Linked DNA regions of Homo sapiens: region 2 is linked to region 1. The links are chromatin contacts, found by Hi-C in ENCODE. All regions are on one chromosome and are shown on one strand. The core of a region is the stretch at or near the end of the contact, and the rest is flanking DNA. Distances in the headings are between cores, read along the strand shown. Region 1 holds the start of DLX6 (distal-less homeobox 6). Region 2 holds the start of TAC1 (tachykinin precursor 1).

Region 1 (2,992 bases), core at 218-2,717:
AAGGAGCAGCCAACACTGTAGCGAAAAGCTAGATAGGGGGCCCGGTCAGGGATGAAGGTGAGGGACACTTTAAAGCCCACTGGAAAGAGCCTGACTGTTACTAGTTTAACCAGAGCGAAAGCCAGGCCAGCTTCCCTCCGAGTCACTGAGGAGCACGGGGCGCCCCACGCAAAGTAGGCCACTGCCTGCCCAGCGTGGGCTGGGAAGCAAAACACGCTCCCCAGTTCCGGCCCAGAAATGTCCCCAGCCGGGTCAAACGTGGGTTACAGCCTGGAGGGAAGGAGCAAGGAAAAGGGCGCACAGACCCAGGAGGCTGGAGAGCGCAGTGTGGACTAACTCGTCGAACGAAGCCTGCGCCGGGCCCGGGACTCAGCCCGAACTGCGCGTCGGAAGCTGAGGGTCCGCGGCGGCGGGAAGGGGCCCGGCTGGGAGAGGCCGGCAGGCAGGCGCCAGGCGAGCGGGCGCGCACGGGGCCCGGCCAAGGGCGCGCGGGGCCGCCTGGGGGAGGGGGCCGGCGGAGGCCCGGGCGTCGAGGAAGTGAGCGGGCGGGCGGGGTAGGGGGCAGTCGGGAGGCGGGAGAAGCGAGCTGCCCCAGCGGCCTCTCACCTGTGTCGTCCCCTCGCGTCTGGGCGGCTGCGCTGCTGTTGTGGTAGGACTGGAGGTAAGGGCTGTGCTGCGAGTGGCTCATGTAGGGGTAGGCGGCGAGCGAGCGGTGGTTGTAGGAGTTCCCTCCGCCCGACGCGTAGGGCGAGCCGTGGTGGTGGTGCTGGTGGTGGTGGTGGTGGTGCGAGCCGGCCGCTGCCGCCGCCGCCGCCGAGTGCAGGCAGTGCAGAGGGTAGTGCGCGCCTGCCATGGCCGGGGAGCTCTGCTGCGAGTGCGGCTGCGGCGGCGGCGGCGGCGGCGGCGGCGGCTGTTGCTGTTGCTGCTGCTGCTGCTGCTGCTGTTGCTGCTGCTGCTGCTGCTGCTGCCCGAACTCCATGAAGGCGGATTTGGACGAGTCCTGGCCTTCCAAGCCGTCAGCCATCGTAGTCATGGTCATCATCAAAAACTTTGGGGGCTGGAGAAAGCCTTCTCCCGGGTTTCCTCCACCCTCCCCCACTTGGCTCGCGCCGCTCTCCCCTCTGCAGCCACCTTAGCTCTTTGGATCCTTGCAAAAAAAAAAAAAAAAAAAAAAAAGAATTTAAAGAGGGGGGTGGAGGTGGTTCTCCCTCTCCCTCGCTCTTCTCTAATATATATATATATTTAATATAAAGAGATATAGTGAGCGGGGCCTTGTTAACTCAAAGGGAGGAGGAAGGAGGAGGGATGGGAGAGGAGAGGGGGAGGGGGGAATCTGCTCTCCCCCCGCCTGCTTTCCCCCCTTGGATTTTTTGGGGGCTGGTGCAGTTTAAGGCAGAGATTTTAAGGTGGATTCTGCGAAAGTTGCGCGTCTGCTTTCAGACTTGATGCAGACGCCACGAGTCGAATGGTTTGTCTCCAAAGGGCAGTGCCTCCCCATTGGTCAGTCGCCCCCTGACGTCACAGGCGCACGGCTTCTACTGGCGTGTGCGCGACTTGCAGAGTTCTTCGCCTACCTTCCGCAGTTCCAATCCCAGCCGGAGCTGCAGCCGGGGGCCGCGCTGTGTGGCGCCCGGGGCCGTTGGGGAGGGAGGCGCCTCTGCCCGGCCGGCCGCCGATGCTTCCCGCCGCAGCTCGTGCCCCAAATCCCGGAGCCCCAGTTGCCAATATCTCAGCCTTGAAACAGCCAACTGGGGGCTGCTCTCTTTCAATCCCTTTGCACCCTTGTAGGTTGCCTGTGCTTAGAAGCAGTGACCCCACCCCCGCATTAAATCCAGGCCCCCCTTTCTTGACGTCCCTGCCACTCTGGTCCTACTACACTCTTGTGGGAGCTCCTTGTCACCGTGGATTTTTCTAGACGTATTTTATTGAAACCACAGAAGGAAGACGAACCCTCACACCTGGGCTCCACCCCACTGGGGGGTGGTACAGAAAAAGAAAAATCAGACCCTGTTCTGGCTCGGTCCCTGCCGTTTCAGGCCGTATTTCTTATATATTGTACAAAAGGTTGTGGGGGGGGGGGGCGTCTTTTTTTTCTTTTCAGAACGCAGCAGCGTGTTCTGAAAACGAATCGTTGGAGGACTGACAGTAATGCATTTTTTCCTATTGAAAACAGAAGCTACTGTAATGCTTTCAAATATATGCAAATGATACATGCGGTTAGTGGTTTGGCAAATCTTGATTACAATATAAACTACCCAAGTAAAAGTGCCTTCGTCCTAAATTTGTCTCTCGATTACAATTCCAATTGATTTTATTTTATTGTCAACATTGTTAATGATAAAAATAGAGTCGTTTTACAGTTATTTTTACTTTCTGGAAGGAGGCAATTAGAGTTCTAATCAGGAATACACAAAAATCTCCCATGATTAACTGCAGTACTTTGTTCAAATTGCTGCTATAAAATTCAGAACAATTTGCCTGTAATGATTATGGACTGGGTTTATTTTGGGAGGTGGAATAAAAGTGGATATAGCATAAATTATCCTCTAATTATACACCAGTGTCGCCTCAATTATCCTCTTATCAAAATGGTTGTCTAACTGCCGCATTTAGTTTCAATTCTCTCCTTTTTTTCTATAAAAAGAACTTCATACCTTGTTATTATTAATCCATTTATTATTTGCAAGGGGATTTATATCCGCACATCCAGGTGGTAGAACCACTTCTCTTTCAAAGATGGACTGGGGAAAGACATTAAGTTCGGAGCAGCCCAAGGCTGCGGATCTAGCCTTTCTCCCTCCGGTCTCCAGACCCACGCAGGTTAAGGCAGCCAAGCAGAGACAGCGGAGCCCCGGTGCGTGGTTCAGGCCTGGTCAACAGGTAGGAGGGCCAGACTGGGGGCCAGGCACAGAGGAGGGCAGGCCCGCCCGCACCGGCGTCCAGGGTCCCGGGTTCCGGGTCCCGGGACTGGAGGAGGTCGCCGGCAGCCCGC
Region 2 (2,992 bases), core at 336-2,835, 730 kb before region 1:
CCCAGCAACCCGAGCCCTTCCCCCCGCTGTACTCCGGCCCCGAGGCGTGGGGAGGCGGCCTTCCCCACGCTCGGGCTGAGCGGGGTCCCTCCCGAGGCGCTGCCTCTCTGCGCCCCTCCCCGCCGAACTCGCGTCCCGCCCCCCGCAAGCCTGCCAGGGCGAGTTAGCAGCTGGCTCGGCGTCTTCAAGCTTCGAGCGCTTTCCGCTCTTTCCTCCCAGCCCGGGGACCTTCCCTCATCTGCTGCGCCGCCACCTGACTTTGTCTTGTCTCGGTGCCGGCTTTGTAGAGTCCTCACCGCCCTAAATGCACACAGGTGTGTGGGATCTGGGGCTGGGGCTCCGGTGGGGAAGGGTGACAACGCTTTACAGACGACTTTCACCGTTTTTCCGAGGCGCGCTCCCCAGCGCCTGTAGCCTACGAGTTTCTAAAGGGAGACTTCAAGCTACATCCTCAGGTCCGCAAAACAAACGTGAAGGCAGGAAATTAACTTCCCTCCAGCCTCCGGCCCTCCAATCCCCCTGCAGCTCGCGCGTGTGCCCGCTGCTGCCCGCGACCCAGGCGCCCTCCTCTGCCCGTGCCCAGACGCTAGGGCAGTGCAGCTGGACCGGAGCCCCCGAAATCCCAGGTCCTGGGGGATGAAATCTTACGAGATTTCCCGCCTTGTGAGGATCTCGGGCTCATCCGGGAGGGCATCCCTACTGCAGGGAGTTCCTGGGCCGGACGGTGCAGCCCTCGGGAAGAAACTTGAATCGTGGGCACAAAATCCCGTGGGGAACCCGGGAAATAGTGCCCCTTTCCATCCTCTCGCACGCAACCGCTGCCTCTTTCCGTGGTGGCGGTGCGTGCCACGTTAACTAGGGTGCTGTTGCGTGGGAAGGTGACAGCTCCCGAGCCCAGGAAGAAGGGTGCGGGCCGTCCTGGGAAGGGGCCTCACCTTGATCTGGTCGCTGTCGTACCAGTCGGACCAGTAATTCAGATCATCATTGGCTCCTATTTCTTCTGCAAACAGCTGAGTGGAGACAAGAAAAAAGACTGCCAAGGCCACGAGGATTTTCATGTTGGATTTCTGGGAAGGGGTAGGAGGAGAAGACACCAAAGAGAGAAATAATGTATCTATTAGGGGTGGTTATCCAAGAGTTAAAGCAACAGAATTTTCTGCCCCACAACGGATGAACCAAGATCAAAAACATAAGGACTGAAGTCTCACCTGTACCGGTTAGGCGAGAGAATCGCGTCCCAAAGATTCTCCAACCCTCTTCTCCCTGAATCCCAACTCCCCCAGCCCCCTAACCCACCAACCCACACCTTCAAACCAGGAAACTCTGCAGGTGGAAGACAAAGAGGGGCGTTGGCGTTTGGGAAGCCAGTCTCCCCACTGTCCCTCGCCGCAGCGGCGCCCCCAGCGCGGCCACCTCGGACAGATGCGGGGCGGGGTGACCCGGGCAGCCGCGGCCAGCACCGCGCGGGCACTTACTGCGACGGACAGTCCCGCGGGGTGCTGAGTTTCTCTGGTTCCTCCGAGCGCACGCTGGTCGCTCCGCACTCTCGGTAGCTGCCGCCGGGAAGGAGGTCCGAGCGCGCTCTTTCGCCTGCTCAGTGCCTTGCGGTATTTATCCCAGCCTCCTTGAGCCTCCAGACCCACGTGACATTCTCCCCACGCGACTTTCTGCTCAATATTTAATTAGCCGCCTCCTCTCCTTTCGCTTGCGTGATTGAGAGTTTCCGAGACGGTAACTCGTCGATGCCCATAACATCTGGACCCAATTGGGTTCTAAATGACGCAATTTTAGGAAAATCGAGGTCTCGCCATCCAATCCGGAGCGGCCTGCTTCCGTCTGCAGATCTGACGCCCCCTCCCCTCTCCTTCGAAACTGGGTTTCATGACACCTGATATTACTCATCAAATTTGAGCAAAGTGACTCATTCCTTGGACTTCGGTAACTTTTCCGTCCCTCGAGACGTCAGGATAAGTTGCACTTTTCAGGATGGCCAAATAACTGTAGGCATTCAGACATTTCGTCGGAAATCAGGCTAAAAAAAGAGGACTACACTTGAGGGGAGATGCGGGGAAGCATTATTTTCCCTTCTATTTCTAGCTTAATAGTATTTAAGTGTTTCTGAGACACAGCATCGTTCTATAACCAGAACATCCCTCTTCTAAATCAACGCGAATACTGGCTTTTCCTTAGCATAACAAAAGGATGTTTAGTCCCATAGTATTTTAGAAGATGGAAGCAGATTTATTTTACATTTTGGAGAAAGGGGAATTTAAACATGACATTGTGTGTCAGACTTAGGATTTCTTTTGTTTCAAGCCGGGTAACTCCTCTTCCTTGCCACATCCAGGAGCAGGGGTTGAACAGGACGTTTTTTGCTTCTCTCCTACACTTTCTTGCTGAAGACTAGGAAACCAGCAACATAGTGTGTAGGATCCTCACCCTTGTCACTAAAGGGCTCTATAAATCATGTTTCTCCTTTCTATGAAAGTAAGTGTAGTGAAGATGCTAATGGGACAGTCATTAACAGCACAAAATATTAGACAAATAGCATTTGTACAGAAACCACACCTTTCCATGAGCCCTTGGTTGCCTGGCAGACACATTTCTTTGATCTCCAAATGAATTAAAAGATGTGACATCTTTGGTGGAGTAGTTTTCTCCCCTTTACATATGAAGTATTATATTTTTCAATTAATTATGATTTTTTAGTATATTGCATAAAAGAAATAAATTTTTGCAACTCAAACCAGAAGTATTTTTTTCTCTATGTTGTTCTTAAATAATCCTGAATTTGGAAATTCTCATGCATCTCTGATTTCTTTTGGCCTTAGCCTCACAATGTGAGCATTTTATTTTCCGTTTTCAGAACTTTTATATGGAAAATTATAAGCATATCCAAAAGTAGAGAGAAACATCCACTTCCAAGTTTCATCTACAACCCTTCCAGTTTCCTCTGCACTGAGATTATTTTGAAAAAAATCCCAGACAGTTA

Evidence for each region. Hi-C counts contacts between places; a loop is a spot of excess contacts on that map. Pooled maps may share reads with other maps.
Region 2: a pooled map shows a loop between it and region 1 (8-fold over the local background). The contact joins the promoter of TAC1 here to the promoter of DLX6 in region 1. A Hi-C loop is called at or near these places in 4 of 50 pooled maps.

Annotation. Positions count from the first base shown.
Region 1 is chr7:97,004,028-97,007,019 of GRCh38, reverse strand. DLX6 (distal-less homeobox 6) reads right to left here and starts at 1,467. Exons shown (of 3, transcript NM_005222.4): 1 at 607-1,467. The coding sequence starts at 1,042. All of the region lies in intron 1 of DLX6-AS1 (DLX6 antisense RNA 1), which reads left to right. RefSeq lists a silencer at 617-716 and an enhancer at 2,029-2,750.
Region 2 is chr7:97,730,679-97,733,670 of GRCh38, reverse strand. TAC1 (tachykinin precursor 1) reads right to left here and starts at 1,585. Exons shown (of 7, transcript NM_003182.3): 1 at 1,476-1,585; 2 at 936-1,067. The coding sequence starts at 1,058. RefSeq lists an enhancer at 1,227-2,426.